4 separate regions of the Mus musculus genome follow, and regions 1, 2 and 3 are each linked to region 4. Evidence: chromatin loops called from intact Hi-C (ENCODE). Cell type or tissue: heart. All regions are shown on one strand. Each heading gives the region's core, and the rest is flanking DNA. Links, peaks and the distances in the headings are about the cores only.

Region 1 (5,549 bases), core at 1,648-4,147, 59 kb after region 4:
ATGAAAGAGGGTCAGATGTTCAAGCCGACCTTGATTACACAGAGAATCTGAGGCCAGCTTGAGTTACATGAGGCAGCTGTGAAAGTAACGCTAACAGAATCAAATTAAAATGTTTAGAAATTACAGTGTTTCTCTTGCATTAACAGCTTTTCCCTGATGCAGAAGTTGGCAAGAAGCCTTAAAGCTTTAATACAACTGAATGACTTTTAGATAGATAGGTGGATAGATAGATAGATGATAGATAGATAGATAGATAGATAGATAGATAGATAGATAGATAGATATTTTAAAACCCAGTGTGGTTTTTATTTCTTTTTTAAGCATATGGAAGCCATTGTCAGAAACAAAAGGTGCTTAAACCAGTCAAACACTGCAATCCATAAGGCGATCATTTCCACCCTTAACCCCACCCCACCCCCCACCCCACCCCCGATTTGGCTTCTAGCATGCAACACAGAGGAGCATCTATTTGGTCGCCAGAGTCTACACAGGTAAGTCCAGATTCTAACCGGGTGGTGTATGAGTCCCTGCTGCCCTAGTGGAAATCACCCAGAGGTTTGTCCAAAGCACTGCTCAGCAAAACTCAACCTCAGTGGGCATGGGGACACCTGCGCACTGGACTTTTTGAAAGCCTCCATGGGAGGCTCCTACACACTACCAGAGCCGGGAGCTGCTACTCTCCAGCCAGCGAAAATTTAGTACCCCTACTATGAACATGAAAACCCCTTTTAAAATAGCTCTAAAAGGTTCAGTCCATACAGGGCTTGCCGTGAGAGAACAAAAACCTAAGTCCAATCCCTCCGAGCCCAGATAAAGCTGCAGAAAGTGCTAGGTGTGAGTCTCAGCACTGGGGAGGTGCAGATGGGAAGATCTGGAAAACTTGTCCACCAACCAGCCTAATTGGCGAGCTTCAAGAAAATGAGAGAGCCTGTCTCAAAGGTACGGGAGAGCCAAAGGTGACACCCAGGGTTGTCCTGAGGCCTACACAGACATGGGCATGGTAGCGGAGACGGGTAAGTTAATATTTTTATAGAGCCTGCACATGGCAAGGCCGTTTCCTCAAAGGAACAAGAATAAAACCCAAAGATGTAGGGGTGCAGCTCAGTGTAGAGTATTTGCCAAGTACATGTCCTTTTCTTAAGAGGAAACAGAGTTGTTCAGCAGAAACCTATTTTTTACTTTAAAAGGCTCAGAGTTAAGTAGGAAATACTTCTCTTTCTGTGCTCAAAGAGAAGCATTTTCAGCATCAAGGGCATGGGATTAATTCTGAGGTTACAAACAAGTCTTCTTTCAAAATTTCCAGTTTTCTATGAGTATGTGTTATCTCCGGGTTTAATCACTTCCAGAGAATGCCTCCCTGCTTCTCCCCCTCCCCTCCCCCTCCCCCTCCCCCTCACCCCTAAAAACCATCACTAAAGAAAGAATTTTAAAAGTAGTCAAATGTCCTGGTTATCTCACAATAAATAAAGAGCAGCCTGGAGTCTCCCACTCCCCCGTTCCCTGTGCCTTTCCTCTTCCCCAGGGCCACCTCCATCCCAGCCTGGGAGGGGCTGCCCCTGATGCCTGCTGGATGAACAATCCCTGAGTCCAGCAATACTGGCTGCAAAGGCCAACAGTTAGTGGCTAAGGGGGTCTCAGCAAAGCCCCATGAGACTAGATTCCTCTTAAGATAATGCTGGAGTAGTGGAAGACATTTGAGATTGAAAGCCACGTGAGCTCTGGTGCCTGGGATCTAAAGGGGCAGTCCCTCCCAGTACACCACACACTGCTTCGAATTCTTGACAGGCATCCCAAGAGGCAGAGCATCCTGGAAGAAAAGTCCAGTTTCAGCTCAGACAGGCATCTTCACAGCCCTCCCCCCATGAACTTGTTTCCCAAACATTTATTGAGCCTCTGTTAAATTCCAGACACCCCATTAAACCATGGTAGCCCAGCCATCACCTGACTCCACTGATGAAAATGTTCAGAGCTGGAGAGATGTCTGTCAGTGAAGTGCTCACTGCACAAGCATGAGTTTGACCCCCAGCACCATGTAATAAATGTGGGCACACATCTGAAACCCCCAACACTAGGACAAGGAGAAAGATGGACGTTTGAAATCCATGGCCCAGTCTAGCCTAACAGGCAAGTTCCAGGCCAGTTCGAGATCCTGCCTAAAAATACAGGCAGACAGTACATGAGACACAGACAGCACCCAGGAGTGACCGCCATCCTCCACGTGTGTCAGCACAGATGTGCATGCTCAGAACACAAGCTCAAAGGAAAAAGGAAAAAAAAATGCTTCCCACATACCAGCACGGACCTCAGAATTAAATGTTTTAGCAGACTCTGAAAGACGATTCTGAGTCACATTTTATTATTAATTAATTTACTTTACATCCCTGTTGTAGCTTCCCCTCAGTCCACTCCTCTTAGACCCTCCTCTCACCTCACCCTCCACCATCTTCCCTTTCTCCTCAGAAAAGGCTGAGTCGTGGTTTTATATCTACCTTGGCTTCTAAGGGGAAATGTTCAGTGAGCTGACTTCTTTCTGTTTTTTTTTCTTATCAATTTATTTACTTATTCACTTTATATTTCAATATCAACCCCCTTCTTCCCAGTCTACCCTATGCCTCCTCCCCTCACTCCCCACTCCCCATCTCTTTTGTGAAAGAGGAGCTCTTTCTGCCCCCCCCCCATATCACCCCACCCTGGCACATCAAGTCACTGCAGGACAAGACTCATCCTCTCCCACTGAGGCCAGACAAGGCAGGCCAGTTAGGGGAATGGGATCCACAGGAAGGCAACAGACTCAGGGAAAGCCCCTGCTTCAGTTGTTGGGGACCCACATGAAGACCACGTTGCACAGCTGTTACAGATGTGCTGGGGGTTGGGGTAGGCCCAGCCCATGTTTGCTCTCTGGTTGGTGTTTCAGTCTCTGGTAGCCCTCAAAGGTCCAGGTTAGTTGATTCTGTTGGTCTTCTTGTGGAGTCTCGATCTTCTTCAGGCCCCTCAATCATCCCTCCGACTCCTCCACAAGACTCAAGTGAGCTCCATCTAATATTGGGCTGTGGGTCTCCGAATCTGTTTCCATCGGCTGTTGGGTGGAGCCTCTCTGAGGACAGTTTTGCTAGGCTCCTGTCTGCAAACATAACAGAGAATCATTAATAGTGTCGAGGATTGGTAATTGCTCATGGGATGGGTTTCAATTTCGGCTGGTCATCAGTTGGCCATTCCCTCCATCTCTGCTCCATCTTTTCCCCTGCACATTTTGTAGGCAGGATACATTTTAGGTCAAGGGTGTTTTTTGTTTTTGTTTTTTTTTTTTTTTTTTGGTTTTTTTTTTTTTTTTTTTTTTTTTTTTTTTTTTTGGATAAGTTGGTGTTCTTATTTCTTCACTGGAAGTCCTGCCTGGCCACTGGAGGTGGCCCGCCTAAGACTTCCTACCCCCTACTGCTAGGATTCTCTGCTAGAGTTACCCCCATAGACTCCCTGGAGCTTCCCCCCACCCCCACCCCTGTCCCAGGTCTCTGACACATCTTAGAGATGCTGCCCCTACTGGTTTCTGTTCTCTTTCCCACCCAGTTCCCTCCTCCATCCACCTCTGATATTTATTTTATTTCCCCTCTGAGAAAGATTCAAGCATCCTCCTGTGGATTCTCCTTGTTATTTGGCTTTTTGGGGGTCTGTGGAGTGTAGCATGGTTATCCTGTACTTTATGACTAATATCCACTTATCAGTGAGTACATGCCATGAACGTCCTTTTGTATGTGGGTTACCTCACTCAGGATAATATTTTCTAGTTCCATCCATTTGTCTGCAAAATGATCATGATGTCCTTGTTTTTAATAGCTGAGTATTACTCCATTGTTATAAATGAACCACATTTTCTTTATCCATTTTTCAGTTTAGGGACATCTGTATTGTTTCCAGTTTCTGGCTATTACAAATAAAGCTGCTATGAACAGAGTTGAGCAAGTGTCTTTGTGGGATGGTGGAGCATCTTTTGGATATATTCCCAAGAGTTGCATAGCTGGATCTTGAGGTAGAACTTTTCCCAGTTTTCTGAGAAACCACCAAATTGATTTCCAGAGTGGCTGTACAAGTTTGCACTCCCATCAGTTTTGATCTCAGTCATTCTGATGGGTGTAAGGTGTAAAGCAACTCTCTCAAAGTTGCTTTGATTTGCATTTCCCTGATGATTAATTACATTAAACATTTCTTTAAGTGCTTCTTGGCTATTAGATATTTCTCTGTTGAAAATTCCCTGTTTAGCTTTGTACCCCATCTTTTAATTGGATTATTTTTGGTGTTTTGTGTCTAACTTCTTCAGCTCTTTAGATATTTTAGGTATTAGCCCTCTGTCAGATGAAGATATTTTTCTCATCCTGTAGGCTGTCATTTTATCCTAATGACAGTGTCCTTTGCATTACAGAAGTTTTTCAGTTTCATGAGGTCCCACTTGTTAATTAAATTCAGGAGTTCCCATTTATTATTGATCTTAGTGCCTGAGCCCTGGGTGCTCTCTTCAGGAAGTTGTCTCCGATAGCAACGAGTTCAAGGTTAGGCTCACTGTCTGTTCTATGAGATTTAGTGTATCTGGTTTTACGTTGAGGTCTTTGATCCACTTGGACTTGAGTTTTATGCAGGATGATACATATGAATCTATTTGCATCCTTCTCCATGCAGTCACCCAGTTAGACCAGCGTTATTTGAAGATGCTCTCTCTTTCCCATTGTATTAAGTGTCCAAAGGTGTATGGGTTTATTTCTGCTTCTTGGGTTCTATACCATAGATCAACCTGTCTGTTTCTATACCAATACCATGCAGTTTTTATTACTATTGCTTTATAGTACAGCTTGACAACAGGGGTGGTGATATTTCCAAAAGTTCTTTTATTGTCCTGGATTATTTTAGCTACCAAGGTCCCCCCCCCTTTTTTTTCCATATGAAATTGAGAGTGTTCTTTCAAGGTCTATAAAGAACCTTGTGTTGGAATTTTGATGGGAATTTCATAGAATCTGTAGATTGCTTTTGGTAAGATAGCCATTTTTACTATGTTAATCCTACTGATCCATGAGCATGGAAGATCTTTCCATCTTCTGATATCTTCTTCAGTTTCTTTTTCCAGAGACTTGAAGTTCTTGTCATTCAGGTCTTTCACTTACTTGCTTAGAGTTACACCAAGGTATTTTATATTATTTGAGGTTATTTGTGAAGTGTGCTGTCCCCCTAACTTCTTACTCAACCTGTTTATCCTTTGTAAAATGGAGTGCTACTGATTTCTTTGAGTTAATTTTGTATTCAGCCACTTTGCTGAAGGTGTTTATTAGCGGTAGGAGTTCTCTGGTAGAATTTTGGGGGTCACTTGTGTATATTATCATATCATCCACAAATAGTGATACTTTAACTTCTTCCTTTCTAATTTGTATCTCCTTGCTCTCCTTTAGTTGTCTTATTGCTCCAACTAGAGGTGCAAGGACTATATTGAAAAGAAAGGAAGAAAGTGAACAGTCTTGTCTTGATCCTTAGTATGGTGGAGTTGATTTAAGTTTCTCTCCATTTAACTT
Region 2 (2,500 bases), core at 1-2,500, 270 kb after region 4:
TGTCATTTCTCTCTGGTGTGCACGTGAGAGTAGAATTTCCAGGTCATGTGATAACTGTGATTAACTTCTGAGACCTCCCAGGTTGCTCTCTAACACACTGCCCCAGTTCACACCCCTGTACACAGCATCCAGTGTTTCCATCTCCTCACCTGCATTTATTAGCTTCCTCAAAAAAATTTTTTTACGTGAATGGGTGTTTTGCCTGCATGGGAATCTGTGCACCATGTGTGCCTGATGCCAGTGGGGGCCAGAAGAAGGCACCAGATTCCCCCAGAACAGAAGTTAGAGACAGCTCTGAGCTGCCACGTGGGTGCTGGGAATCAAACCTGGGTCCTCGAGAAGAGCAGCCAGTGCTCTTAACTACTGAGCCATCTCTCCATCTCTAGCTGCCCTTTGAAATTGGAGTTATTCCTAGTAATTATGAAGTGATTACTCATCTCAGGGTGTGTGTGTGTGTGTGTGTGTGTGTGTGTGTGTGTGTGTGTGTGTGTGTGTGTAAAGCTAGGTGTTCGTTTGTTTGACATGGATCTTAGGCTCTGAATCTAGGCCCTCTAGCTTATAAAGGAAGCATTCTACCCCGCCCCATTCACTATGCTTTTTTTCTTCTTTCCCCACGTGGTTGTTAGCACTTCCCTGCAAGATCACAAGCATTCGGTTCGGTCAACACAAGTTCCTCTGTACTCTGCATCTCAATCTGTCCCCTGCCACTGTCCCACCTGACACCCACCCAAACCCACGCAATCTCATTCTCTCTTCCATGTCTCGGGGCCAGAGTACCTCTGTCCACCCCCACACCCCCAGCTGCCCTTGAAATTACATCTGGAGCCCTCACAGAGTCGGGAGCCAAGGCTCAGAGAGCAGCGGGGAAGGTGGCCTCTCATGGTGCCAAAGGCCCCCGAGTGACTTTGACCAGGTAGGGGCTCGCAGCTGTGCTGGCACCTGCAGTTAAGGGCAGCCAGCCAGCCTCCTCGTGGAGTTCTGTGCAGCAAGAGATAAGCGCAGACAGAGGCCTGGCTGTATACTCAGAGGCCAGAGCAGGAAGCAGGACCTAGTTTCAAGTCATAACTGGTTTTGTACCCCCCCCCCGCCGTCTCCTCCCCTTCAGGATAAGTAAGGAGCCTTTTAGCCTGGGTCTAGCATTTTACAAATGCTTTTTATAAGAACCCACTGAATACACCAGTTTACAACAAAGCTAGCCAGCATTATTGTTTTTATTATTATCTAAGAAGATATCTCTCATATGATCTTCTTGAAGATCGTTTTCCGGTTAAGCTTTGGCTCTGGAGTTCCTACCGTGTATGACCACTAACCTCAGTCACTGGGGTGAGAAATCTCCCCTCAGTGCTGCAGGGACACTGTCCCCACCCCACCCCATTATCCTTATAATAAAAATGGCTCCTGTCACCTCCAGAGTTTCCTTGGCTTCCTTTACTTCCAAAAGATATCGAGGCATCTTACATCCAACATGTTCCGATGCAAGTTTTCTCTCAAAGGCCAGGCTTGCCGCCTCAACCAAAGTGCAGACCTCCAGTGACTTCCACTCCGAGGAGGCTCCGCCCTCCCTTATCAGCGTGGATGATGAGATAGAAAACGTTTGCCTTTCCGGTAGTTGAACGTGAAGTTCCTAGCTAACTGTATTTAATCGTACTCAGGAAAAGCTAAAGCACGCTGACCTTTCCCACTGGGAAGTCCTGTTCGGTTAGGAGTGAACTCTCACAGGGCTCCAGAGGGTAATGGGATTGGAAGAGAGCGAACCTCTGATTGAGAGCCTTGGGCTGAAAACTGTGAAAGAGAATATTCTTTGTATCCCGAGGTCTGAGTGCTCAGCAGTGGAGGGGTCACTGCCAGTGTTAAGTCGAGAGGTCTCCTGAAGGTTTTCTCGATTCAAATCCTTTGTTCAGAACGGGATTTCTTAAACTCCTCCCCCCCAACAGCCCCTTCTCAGTTCAAGAATTTTTTTTAAATGGCTCTGAGCATATATGCAGACAAAATAGATATATATATATATATCAAACACTGGCTGATAATAGATCATAAATTTGTTTTAAAATAATTCTTGGGTATAATCTCACCATTTCCTGAAGACAGTAAAGTTTCCATACTGATGACACAGAAAGCTTGCTTCTTTTCACATGAGCAATCTAATCTCAGCTGAACATATGATTCTGTGTTTTTTTTATTTTATAGTTGGTAGTGCCAAAAGCATTACTTCAAACACCAGGAAGTATATTTAGGAGCATTGCGTGAGTTGTGTTCAAATCCCAAGCCAAGGTTCGTTTAACTTTCTGTTTTGTTTGGTTTTTGTTTTTCAAGATAGGGTTTCCCTGTGTGGCCCTGGCTGTCACTGTGTAGACCAGGCTGGCCTCAAGCTCAGAGATCCTGTGTCTGCCTCCCAAGTGCTGGGACTAAAAGTGTATGTGCAACACCACCGCCTTGGTTCACTTAACCATTTTAAAATGAAATTCAAATCAGCAACTCAGAGAGCAATTTTTATGACTTT
Region 3 (5,549 bases), core at 1,874-4,373, 240 kb after region 4:
GATGGTTCAGTGTTTAACACCAGTGGGGGCAAGAATCCCCGGCACCCATATAAGTGATGGGTAGATGTGATAACCTGCCTGTAATTCCAGTGTTTGGAAAGATGGAAGAAGGGATTTTGGAGAAAACTGGCAAGCTAGAATAGCTGTATTGGCCAGATCTGGATTCAATTGAAAGACCTTGGCTCAGTGAATAAGAGGACAAGGAAGAGCACAGACAATGCCAATCTTGTGCTTACAGATACATGCACACACACACACACACACACGTGTGCCCCACACATGAGACCATGCGTACACACAAACAGCACACACACATATTTTTGAGAATAAAAGCAACTAAGTTTTTTTTTTTAAAGAATAGTGTGTGTGTGTGTCTGTGTGTGTGTGTGTGTGTGTGTGTCTGTGTCTGTGTGCTGTCATGGCATAATGTGCAAAGATCAGAGGAATATGTGAGGGAGTCGGCTCTTTCTTTTACCTCATGGGTCCTGGGGATCCTTACCTGGGAAGTAAAGTGTTTCAATCCGCTGAGCCATCTCCCTGGGCTTGGAGCAGAGGTTTTTATTACATTTAAATTACCAATTCTGTCATAGGTAGTCAGCCAGTGAGGCGGTCATAAGCACTTACTCTGAGGTCAGGCATTGTTCTGGGAAGAGAGAATCTACAGCAAACCCTAGCCTAGCAGAATTGGCCTTTGAGAGGGAGGAGACTGTATGCAAGACATTTCAGGTTATTTATAATCAGCCTTGAAGTAAATGCACGGGCTAATGTAACCAAATTACCTGGAATGGAAGGACAAAGGACTATATAGTCATGGGAAACTGCACATTTCACTTCAAATGGATGTAATATTATACACCATAGTCATGAATTGGGAGGACAGAAGGATAGAACATCCCACCGATAAGACAAATCAATGACCGGTCTCTTTTTCAAATGGCAGTTCTCCCACCATCTCAAGACCCCCTTGAAACCAGATTCCTTCAAGGCCCCAGGCTCAAGTGATCCACCAGGAATGACAGCAGAAGTGTGTGTGTGTTGAAAGCTCCTGGAATTGAGAGTCAGAGGCACACAGAACATTCCAGAGAGCGGGTCACTCGGGGCCACGTGCAGGTAGAGGCTGAGCAAATCTCTGGAGAAGGGAGAGGAAAGCTGGAACCTAGGAAGGCGCCAGCTTGGAATGTGTTTGAGACAATGCTTGCTCTACCTGGTGCTTTTCTTGAAAGCACTTAGCGGTCTCTGGGGCTAATGTTCTACAAATAGACATACATTATACATCTATAATTACTAAATCATACATATACCAAAAAGCATTCCTAGCTGGATCCACTTCAGCTCTGCCACAGTAAAAGTGGTCTTATTTTTGAAGAGAACAAATAACTTTGTATCCCTTGTATGTATTTATACTTCATAAGGAAACTAGATCCCGAACATTCTAGGTACTGACGTTAGCCAGACCCTCAGTTACAGTCAGTAAGGACCTGCCAGTCCACGTTTCCATTTATAACAAGGATCTACACTCATCGGCGACGTGTGATTTAGAGCCGGTGCAGGCGGCTCAACTCACAAGGCAGCCTCCTTCCTGATAGTGTTTCTAAAATTAAAAGGATACTCAAATCAAACACCGCTTCCCAGTTCTTCGCCAGCTGACACATTTTTCCATTGCATCGCCCCTCCCCTCCCAACTTCAGCCCCTACGGCTCAGATTACAATCATTTCCAGGGCTTCTGATCCCAAACATTGCCCTACCCTAAGCCCCAGAGTCCGGCACCAGCTGCCTCCTAGACGGGGCTTCTGATGTCACTCCAGGTCTTCAGGAGAGCAAAGCTTCCGGTGTACGGAAGTGGTGATCTTTCTGTATCATGGATGTGACTGGCTCTGTTCTCCGGCCTGATAAGCTGCCCCCAGCTGAGCCTAGCTTGAATGACATCATGTCCTCTTTTATCTGAAGATCTGGTGGCATACTGAGGAATTTTAGCAAGAGAATAAATACGTAAAAATGAAAGGGACCGAGCCTGGGGTGGTGGCTCAGTTGACAAGCGTGAGGACCTCATTTCAGATGTCAGATATATGTATATTAAAAAATAATTTAGAAATAATTAAAGCTAAGCCCCGCGGGTCTCATCTGTAAACTCGGGTCTGGAGAGGAAGAGACAGGAGGATGCTGAGGCTTCACTGGCCAACCGGTCCAGCCAAATCCATGAGCTCCGAGTTCAGTGAGAGACCCTGTCTGAGAAAATACGATAGTAAGGATGGAAAGATGGCTCAGTGGTTAAGAGTATGCATGGCTCTTGCAGAGGACCCGAGACTGGGTGCTAACACCCATACCGAACAACTCACAACGGTCTGTTACTCCAGTTCCAGGGGATCAGATACCCCCTTCTGACCCCCAAGTGCACCCAGGCATGTGCTTGTCACACGGCTGTACGTGCAGGCAAAGCACTCACATACGCAAATAATGTTTTATTTAAATTACTTTTTAAAAATATTCTAAAATAGGTAAACCATAGAAGCAGAAGGCATCCCAGCGGCCTGGGGGTCAGGGGAGGCTAGGGAGGAAGGGAGGAAATAATTGCTTAATGGCTGGCTGTCCATGGTAAGGGGAGATGTGCCCCTGCAGTGCATCCAAGTGAAAGTCAAAGTTTCAGGAGTTGGTTCTCTCCTTCTACCATGTGGGTCTCAAAAAATCAAAACCCAGGTCTGTCTACTGGTGCAAGTGCCTTTATCTGCTGAGCAATGCTCACTAGCTCTAGGTTTTCTTCTGAGGGATATAATTTGTGCTTGCTTTTCCCATCATAGGAATTGAACCCCGGGACCTTTTGCACATTAGGCAAACACTCTACCACTGAGCTACAACTTCTCCAGTCCTTTTGAGTAATGTGCTCAGGAATTGTAAATGTATGAAACTCTAGGGGGTCCTTCACTTGAACAGATAACTCAGTGCAAACTTCACCTCAGTTAAAAAAAATCATTTGGTGTGATTCACCACTTTAACATAAGATAGAAAAATGTATACATGATTGGATACATGTGATGATCCAGAGAAGAAATCTCTAGTGTTGTCACAGTGGACACCAGCAGATGGCAGTAATGAGGCTCTGAGTCATAATCTGACTACTTTAGCTGAAGATTCTAGCGTTAAGTATCCACAACAGACAGACCCTCTATACACCACTTGCAGGGTCCTCCTTCCAATGATCACTGGGAAAGTCTACTAAGAGGGGCTGAATGACCTATGAACGGCAGGAGGAAGGGCAGGTGAAATTTGGATAACCACATTGCTGAGCTGTGTCTCCTTCTGAAGTCATTAGGGCTGTGGTATCCTGCAGATGAGTTCAGGGGCTCCGCCCAGACAGACCTTTTCTGATCTCCTGCTGGTACAAGGGAGGTCCTGGCTTGCAAGGTAGACATGGGGACTTATTTTAAGCTTTTAGTCAAGTCAAGACAGCCAAACAGTAAGTGAAAAATGTAAACCTGGTGAGGGACCAGACAGGCATAGTGCAACTCACAAAAAAATAATCCATTCTTTCTATTATAAAATATTGGTCAATATAGTCGTCATTCTTTTTGTAACTAACAGACTTTTCTAATTGGCACACAAAACATCTCAACTAAGCTACAGGATTTTACAGTAGGAAGGAATTGTTTCACCTGGCTTTTCTCGAGCTTAGGTGTGTGGCATACTGAGCTCTGCTCGTTCTATTAGATTACATCTACAGGAGAACGCACCCCACAAAGGAACCACGAGGCATCTTGGTAAAAGAGTGTGAGAAAACTCTTAGCCAGGTTCATGTTAAATGATTCTATCAGCAAAGGGTAGAAAGAGCTGGAATCACACCAGGATAGACTGTGGCGAGAGGCAGGTGGTTTAAGAGTTGGCATCTCAGAAATCAGGAAGCGGGAGAAGCTTGGGTCTGGGAAGGGCATCCATCCGGAGTGAGTCATTTGATGCTATTTCACAGCTGCCGCTGGGCCTTGACTTAAACACCCTCCTGAGCAGCTGAATTTAGGCCTCAGTGGCCTTGTTGTTGACTGTCAAGGCCGGTGCAGTCTGCTTCCCAGGGCTTTTAAAGGGCTGAAGTGAATTGTGAATTCCCCAAGACTTTCGATTTCTTTTCAACACAGCAAATATAAATGAAAGAGCTGGGTGTAGCTCCGGTGGTAGAGTGCTTGCCTGATATGCAGAGTGTCCTAGGTTCGAGCCCCAGGAGCTCATAAACCAGGGATAGTAAATGCTCACGTGTGATCCCAACATGTGTGGCAACAGGAAGATCAGAATTCAAGGACATTCTAAGCTACATAGCAAGTTCAAGGCCAGGCTGAAATACGTGAAACCCTGTCTCAACGATTAATAATAATAATATTATAATAAACAATAAAACAAATTAAACTATTAAAGGTTTCTCACCTCCCACCACACAAGAGCTACCTGGTCCTTTTTCTTACTTCCCTTTCTGCCCGACACCATGTTTCTTTGCTCTGCTATGAGCACTTTGGCTCCAAATGCTTCCTATCTTTCACGACTGCAAAAGCCACTTCCTTCTCCCTCTTGTTCTTTTATCAAATGGAACTTTCTATTTCTATTTCTAAGGAAAAAAAAAAAAAACAACACTGTATCCCTACCAATCCCCAACCTTTCCCTTTGTGTCCTTAGGCCAGTATCTAAGGCAGCACCTACTTTATTTCCCGAGTCCATTGTCTGTCTAGTTATGTCAGCTTGGAGTTTTTTATTTTTATTTTTATACAGTGATTTATCCCCAGGACCTAGAGCAATGGTTGGCTCAAAAAGAACACTCAGTAAGACCCAAGCTCTTGACTAAATAGGCAGACACCTTCCAAACTTCTTCTCCTACAAGAAAGTGGCGAAAGAAGTGAGCGTATTTCACGCTGACATAAAGAAAATAGATTTTAAAAGAGCAAGAGATGGGGACTGGAGAGATGGTATGGTGGTTAAGAGCACCAACTGCTCTTCTAGAGGTCCTGAGTTCAATTTTCAGCAACGATATGGTGGCTCACATCCATCTGTAATGGGATCCAATGCCCTCTTCTGGTGTGTCTGAAGACAGCTATAGTGTACTCATATACATAAAATAAATAAATCTTAAAAAAAAAAAAAGAACAAGATAATGTCTTCAGGTCTCTTCTTGCAGGACTTTGACATCAAGCTGATCTCCATAAGGAGGTCCACTCCATCAGCATGGAACTAAATATCGGGTCGTATCACTAGATGGCGCTGTCCGCCAAGAAGCTCTCTCTCTCTCTCTCTCTCTCTCTCTCTCTCTCTCTCTCTCTCTCTCTCTCTTTTTGAGACAGGGTTTCTTTGTATAGCCTGGAACTCACTTTGTAGACCAGGCTGGCCTCGAACTCAGAAATCCGCCTGCCTCTGCCTCCCAAGTGCTGGGATTAAAGCGTGCACCACCACAACCGGCTGAAGCTCTCCATTCTTGTCACCTCCACCCAACCAATTTCAGGGTGGTGGACTGAGAGGAAACCTTTCACAAAAATAAGACAGAACCTGGTTTCTTTTGATTTGTTGTGTTTTTATTGGGACA
Region 4 (5,549 bases), core at 1,875-4,374:
CCTCTGCCACAGTGGACTGCGTCCCTGTGGAACCGTGAGCCAAAATAAACACTTTCTCCCTTTGGTTGTTTTTGTCAGGATATTGATGTCATCACAGCAACAGGAAAGCCAGCTACAACGTGCAGACACTAACATGTTTTTAAAAGAAGAGGAGGGGACCAGAAGATGGAGGATAAAGAGGGCGGGGCACAGAGAGTAGGAGAGACATGGGTGTATATGCGAATGGTATATGTATGTAAGAGCATGTTGTATGATGAATTCTACGAACGTGTATGATAAATATAATCAGAATTTTTTAAAAAGATAGATATGGTCAGAGAACCCCATGGATAGTTCCTGTGAGGAAAACAAGAGGTCAGGAGGTGAGCCAGTCGCATGGGTGTTGGGAATCAGGAGTGGCCATTGCGTTGAAAAGGGATGTCAGTGCTTTGATACGTATGCAGAAGACGATGAAGCAAAATGCTTGGGATTACGTTTATAATGGGATTTGAAGGCACCGTTGCATAGAGTGACAGTTAATTTTTAATTAGTTTAATTTTTAATTTTTTAATTAGTTAATAAGTGTAGGGTGAAGGGTGTGAGCATATTCCATGGCATAAGTGTGGAGCTCAGGGGACAACTTTCAGGAGTCTGTTCTTTCCTGCCACTAGGGGCGCCAGAGATCATTAGGCTTATGTGTCAGGTACTTTTCACTGCTGAGCCATCTCACAAGCAGTTCATTTGACAGGACCTAGAGAGGCCAATGAGTATGTCTGGAGAGAATCTGCAAACAGGATTGACACGTGGACTGATAACTGAGAGAGAAAGACCCTCCCTGGCTGTGGACAGCACTACCCAACAGGTAGGGATGAAGAAGAGGAAGATGACAGCCAGCATGTGAAGGCATCGTTCTTGGGGGGGGGGGGGGCGGTGATCTGTGATTGCTTCCATCACCATTGGAAAGCTGACTCCAGCTTCGATGGTCTCTGAGTCTCACTAGTGACTTCTCCCATCAGCATCTGAGTGGGCGTCTTCACTGGCCGCCTGAGGCTTCCATCTTCTCTGCCTCTCTAGGGTACAGACAGCCATTGTTGGACTTCACAGCCTCCACTTGTGTTCGGGTCCCATCCTAACATTCAGGCACTGAGGTGGAGTAGTGAGTAGGTGGACCAGAGGCTGATAACCTCAGGCCATTTACTTTCTCTTACTTTGGGGTGGGGGGGGGGGGCGGGGAAGAAGCTGATGGCTTCTGGCAATTAACTCCTGCTGATGGCCGCAAGGGATTAAGAAAAGAAACTTAGTTACTTGGGCTCTTTACTCTTTGACTGGGGCGTCTCTGACTGGCCTGAGAGGCTCCAAGGAGCTCAGTAACCCTTCATGAGCCAGAGAGAAAGAAATAGGATAAAAAGTAAGCCATGCCCACCCGCGCGCGCACACACACACACACACACACACACACACACACACAAAACCATCAGTTTCATCAATTTCACAAATGCACATGCATAGTTACATACATGCACATATACCTACATATGTGTGTACATGCAGACACATACATACACACACATATTTACAGATATGTACATTTGGCGAATGGAGCAAAGCCACAACAGCCACACTATTTTTTTCCCTCTCAGCCTTTTTATAACTCCTTAGACAAAAGTTCTTTATAAAATTAGCCCACAGATAAAATGTTACACAAAAAGGAGTTACAGAAGGATGTCCGTAGTAAGTTCAAAGCAGTGTTACATTCTATAAGCTCATTATAAGTTCAAAGCAACAGTTTCCCATGGCCTTGCTCTATCATGGTGCATACCTGTGGCTTCATCCTTGCACCTGACCTAGAATGAATGTTTTTCCTTGATCACAATTCTGCCCCAAGCCTGTTTCTCTTTTTTTTCCTGTAATTTATGAAAGCTCATTGTGTTCCTAATTATGCAGCCTTTACTATTCTATGAGGAGTGGGTACATTCTATTCTTGATTCTAACTATATTACATCTTTCTGGCAAAACGACTAAAACCGTCTCCTTAAACTTTCTTCCTAAAATTATTTGAATCAAACCAGGAATTCTATAAAGTCATTAATTCATCTAAACAGCACTAATTTATGAAAGTTCATCTTCATGTTGATCTGCAGGAAATTTGCCCAATTGGGTGGGCTGGTGCCCAGGAATCATTGGGCTATGTAATAGTGATGGGAAAGTCATAACATCGGTGAGAAGCAATCCTGGGATGACGTCTCTGGGGTCCATGCCTGTCAGAGCTCACCTGTCACAGCCATGCAAAGTGGTGGGCCATCCTCAAAAAAAAAAAAAAACCTTACTTGGTTGCCAAGCTTCATGGCTTATGCCACAATTACATATGCCAGTCCCCCCCCCCAAAAAAAAAATCCCCTTAGCTGTGTTTCCTGTCTGCTAAGAATCAAAGAACAGCCTCCACTGAGCCCCCCCCCCCCAGGATAATATTCTACCCAAGCATGTGAGGCTAAAAGCCAGGATGAACCCTCTGAAACAGTGACCTAAAATAAAAGAAAGGAGCTTTTGTTTCTCCAAGTATTTAGCCACAGCAAAGAGCAAAGGAAGTAATGCATATAGGACCACCTGTTTCAAACCAAAGAAGATGCACATGTGAGTTCCATGGGAAAGTCTCTGATGAGCTGAGCCCTTCATTCAAGTCTAATGGGTTTGTGCAAAAAATAAAAAAGAAAGACATATCAATGTCTGTTACATCATTAGTACATCTTATCCCTCCTGCTATAAAACTCCAGTGACTTGTTCTCCAGTGGCTTCATAACTGATGCTGGGAAAACCCACTTGACATGAAGTGCTCTTTACAAAGTGGTATTGCTTCAAAACGGTAACCCTAGGGACTGAAGAGATGTCTCAGTGGTTGTGAGAGCATGCTGCTCTCTTGTGTGCCTGAATTTGATTTCCAGCATCCATGTCGGCTGACTTAAAACCACCTGCAACTCCAGCTCTGGGCCTTCGTGGGCACCTGTACACACACACACACACACACACACACACACACACACACACCTGTGAATATGTAAAAATAAAGATAAATGTAAAAATCCACAATAAATAGGACAGACAGATGGACAGACAGGATAGGATACATAGATAAGAGCTGTAACCCTAGTTTTGCTTATTGCAGTCGGCCAGCCCATCCCACTAGTTTCATGCTTGCTACTACCCACATATGCATGAGTTGCTTCTCTGGAGATCCCTAAGTGATGTACCAACATCCTACTAAAATCATCTTGGGATGCCACAGACCCACTTAGGCCCTGATGCCCTGCTTTCCTTGTAACAAAAATGAGCCAGTCCCATCATCCTATCTCATCCAAAAAGAATCGGCAGTAATCACACAGCCACACGGTGGCGCTCCTGCTCTATCCCAGCGAGCCAGGTTCTCTGGAGAAAAGATCGGATCCAGAGCCGTGTTTGCAGGGGTTTTCAAAGCTAGCAATGAATAAGCAGCTGCAGAGGCATACAATTTAAGCCAAGAAGATTGCTGAGGGCCAGTAAAGGCAAGTTTACAGTCTTTGTGGTCTAGAAAAGTCCCTGTTCAGACGCCGCCTCCCTTGCAGAAGCTAAAAGTAGTCCCACAAATTCCTCCAGGGAAATGGGAAACCCCTGGGCCAGCAGGAAAGGGCGTGGGGGGGGGGGGTGTCATTGTCGAAGTTTGACTATCCCATTTCTCTAATTCTCCCTACAGTAAAAGACAGCTGTGCCTTGCTGTGTTTTCTTTCTTTCTCGATCATCGAGGTTGCTCTAAAGACTGAGGTCGCCCAAACCCAAGATCTGTAGCCTGCTTACTTGCATGTTTTTGCACACCGGATATGACTCAGGCTGCGCCCAGGATGTCTGCTGCCCACAATCCTTTGGGGGACAGGATCTGTCTGTGCCTCTGTGCAACCGTTTGGTTTATCTGCTGGCCGTCAGAACTCTACCCTGTCATTTAAGCCCCGAACTTAGCCACAGGTCTCAAAACGTCTTAATTCATGGGTTTCTCTAAGTCACGTGATCTCAGTATGAACGGTTTAAAATGCCTTCAGGTTTTTACATTTCTGCTTTTAATGAGGAAACAAACAGAACCAGATACAGGAGTAAGGTCAATGCCAGAGTTAGAAGCCATGGCTTCTGGGGCTGAAGGCGTGGCTTAGTGGGTGAAGCACTTGGTGTTCCTCATGCGCACCTGAGTTCGGATTCTCCAGCACCCATGTAAGCTGGGCATTGAATTGGCATGGCCCATGATTCTCGGGGGGGGGGGGTGCGGGGGGGTACAGATGAGAAGATCCCTGGATCTTACTAACCAGCCAGTTTGGTTGGAACAGTGACTTTCAGGCTCAGTTAGAGACCCTTTTTCAAATACTAAGGTGGACTCATAGGCATCTTGCTACATCAGTCATAAAGGAATATTTTGGAAGAATCAAAGCCAGAGGTCAGGGAGGACCGGAGCAAATGTGTGTTCCGGACACGGTAGGACCACTGCACTGGTGAACTCACAGCAGCTGTGGTTGCCTGTACAAGACCTGCACAGGACCACGACAGTCAGCATTGCAGCATGGAGGGACTCACAAGCCTACCACTTACTAAGGAGCATGGGCAATAGATGGCTTCTGGGAGTGACAGACTCCATTTTTCTTTAAGGGTGTGGCCTCTGAGAGGTTGCCTAAGTTCCAGTGGATTGCCCATACCCATGAGTATGTGGGCAGCTCAAACTGCAACCAGTGGCTAAAAACAAGAACTTGGGAAGAGTTAGGGGAAGGAGTGAAGGGTGATCAAAATACATTGTATGCATGGATGGATTCTCACAAAAGAAATAAAAGTATTGTGTTTTCTAAAGGTAGGGAAGATTAAAGGTTAAAAGGAACACATTTGATGTCAAACACCGGCGTGCAAGGGCACACACATACACACACAAAGGCATATATATTCATGCACACACACATGCATATGCATATGCTCATATGCACACATATATACATGCATATATATGTTCTGGGGGCCAGCTCTGGAGCTCTGGTTCTCTCTTGAAGGTAGTGAGGTGTGTGGTGCTGGAGAGTGTTGGCAGGGGCAAGACTTGATCTTGCGAGAGAGTAGGGTTGCTTTCTATAATAGCATTTACCTATCTTGATTTTAAGTTACTCTGAGGGCAGAAGCTGCAGGCCTCTGGACCTATTGATACTTGTTGCTAACAGAGATGACTAGTGACTAGGTAAAGGATTTATTGCTAGAGCTCCCTTCTCTGGCCAGGCATCCAGGAGCCCCTTACTGACTTGGCTGGTTAACTCTGTAAACCAGGAAAGAAATAAGAAGTCAGCCACACAGAAAACACACATCGGATGAAATGGTTACATCACCTTTTATTTATTGCTTTTATCTTTTAATAGCTTTTAGACATAAATTCTTACACACACACACACATACACGCATGCACATGCACACTGGTTGGGCCCAACCATCTGTCTCATCAACTCCACAAGTGTTCATGCATGCTTACATACATACACATACCTTCATATGTATAATAAACAAACAGGCATATACATTTGGGTGGG

The links. Peaks named below come from ENCODE experiments on the same cell type or tissue, not always from the same donor. Only the 100,000 strongest peaks of a DNase experiment are listed, where the experiment ranks them.
Region 1: a loop joins it to region 4, with 2.3 times the contacts of the local background. A loop is called at or near these places in 4 of 42 quality-filtered maps.
Region 2: it touches region 4 in a loop (8-fold over the local background); 2 of 42 quality-filtered maps call a loop at or near these places.
Region 3: it touches region 4 in a loop (8-fold over the local background); 13 of 42 quality-filtered maps call a loop at or near these places.

What each region holds. Positions count from the first base shown.
Region 1 is chr11:109,799,582-109,805,130 of GRCm38, reverse strand. The region is part of intron 2 of 1700012B07Rik (RIKEN cDNA 1700012B07 gene); the gene reads left to right. It overlaps Gm11683 (a long non-coding RNA gene), which reads right to left. Exons shown (of 2, transcript XR_389104.3): 2 at 2,335-3,121. Among named protein-coding and RNA genes, the nearest start is that of Gm11683, 5.2 kb to the right of the region's middle. In heart, for the core only: no CTCF peak of the experiment used is centred there; no DNase peak of the experiment used is centred there.
Region 2 is chr11:109,586,298-109,588,797 of GRCm38, reverse strand. All of the region lies in intron 4 of Wipi1 (WD repeat domain, phosphoinositide interacting 1), which reads left to right. All of the region lies in intron 2 of Gm39442 (a long non-coding RNA gene), which reads right to left. Among named protein-coding and RNA genes, the nearest start is that of Gm39442, 9.2 kb to the right of the region's middle. In heart, for the core only: no CTCF peak of the experiment used is centred there; a DNase peak (open chromatin) is centred at 937; H3K27ac peaks cover 1,457 bases.
Region 3 is chr11:109,618,951-109,624,499 of GRCm38, reverse strand. The region is part of intron 2 of Gm11685 (a long non-coding RNA gene); the gene reads right to left. Among named protein-coding and RNA genes, the nearest start is that of Gm11685, 8.5 kb to the right of the region's middle. In heart, for the core only: CTCF peaks have their summits at 1,906 and 3,062 (motif pointing right); no DNase peak of the experiment used is centred there; H3K4me3 peaks cover 190 bases; H3K27ac peaks cover 1,272 bases.
Region 4 is chr11:109,858,632-109,864,180 of GRCm38, reverse strand. No RefSeq gene overlaps it. Among named protein-coding and RNA genes, the nearest start is that of 1700023C21Rik, 16 kb to the right of the region's middle. In heart, for the core only: a CTCF peak has its summit at 3,358 (motif pointing right); DNase peaks (open chromatin) are centred at 3,380, 3,810 and 4,150; H3K4me3 peaks cover 486 bases; H3K27ac peaks cover 375 bases.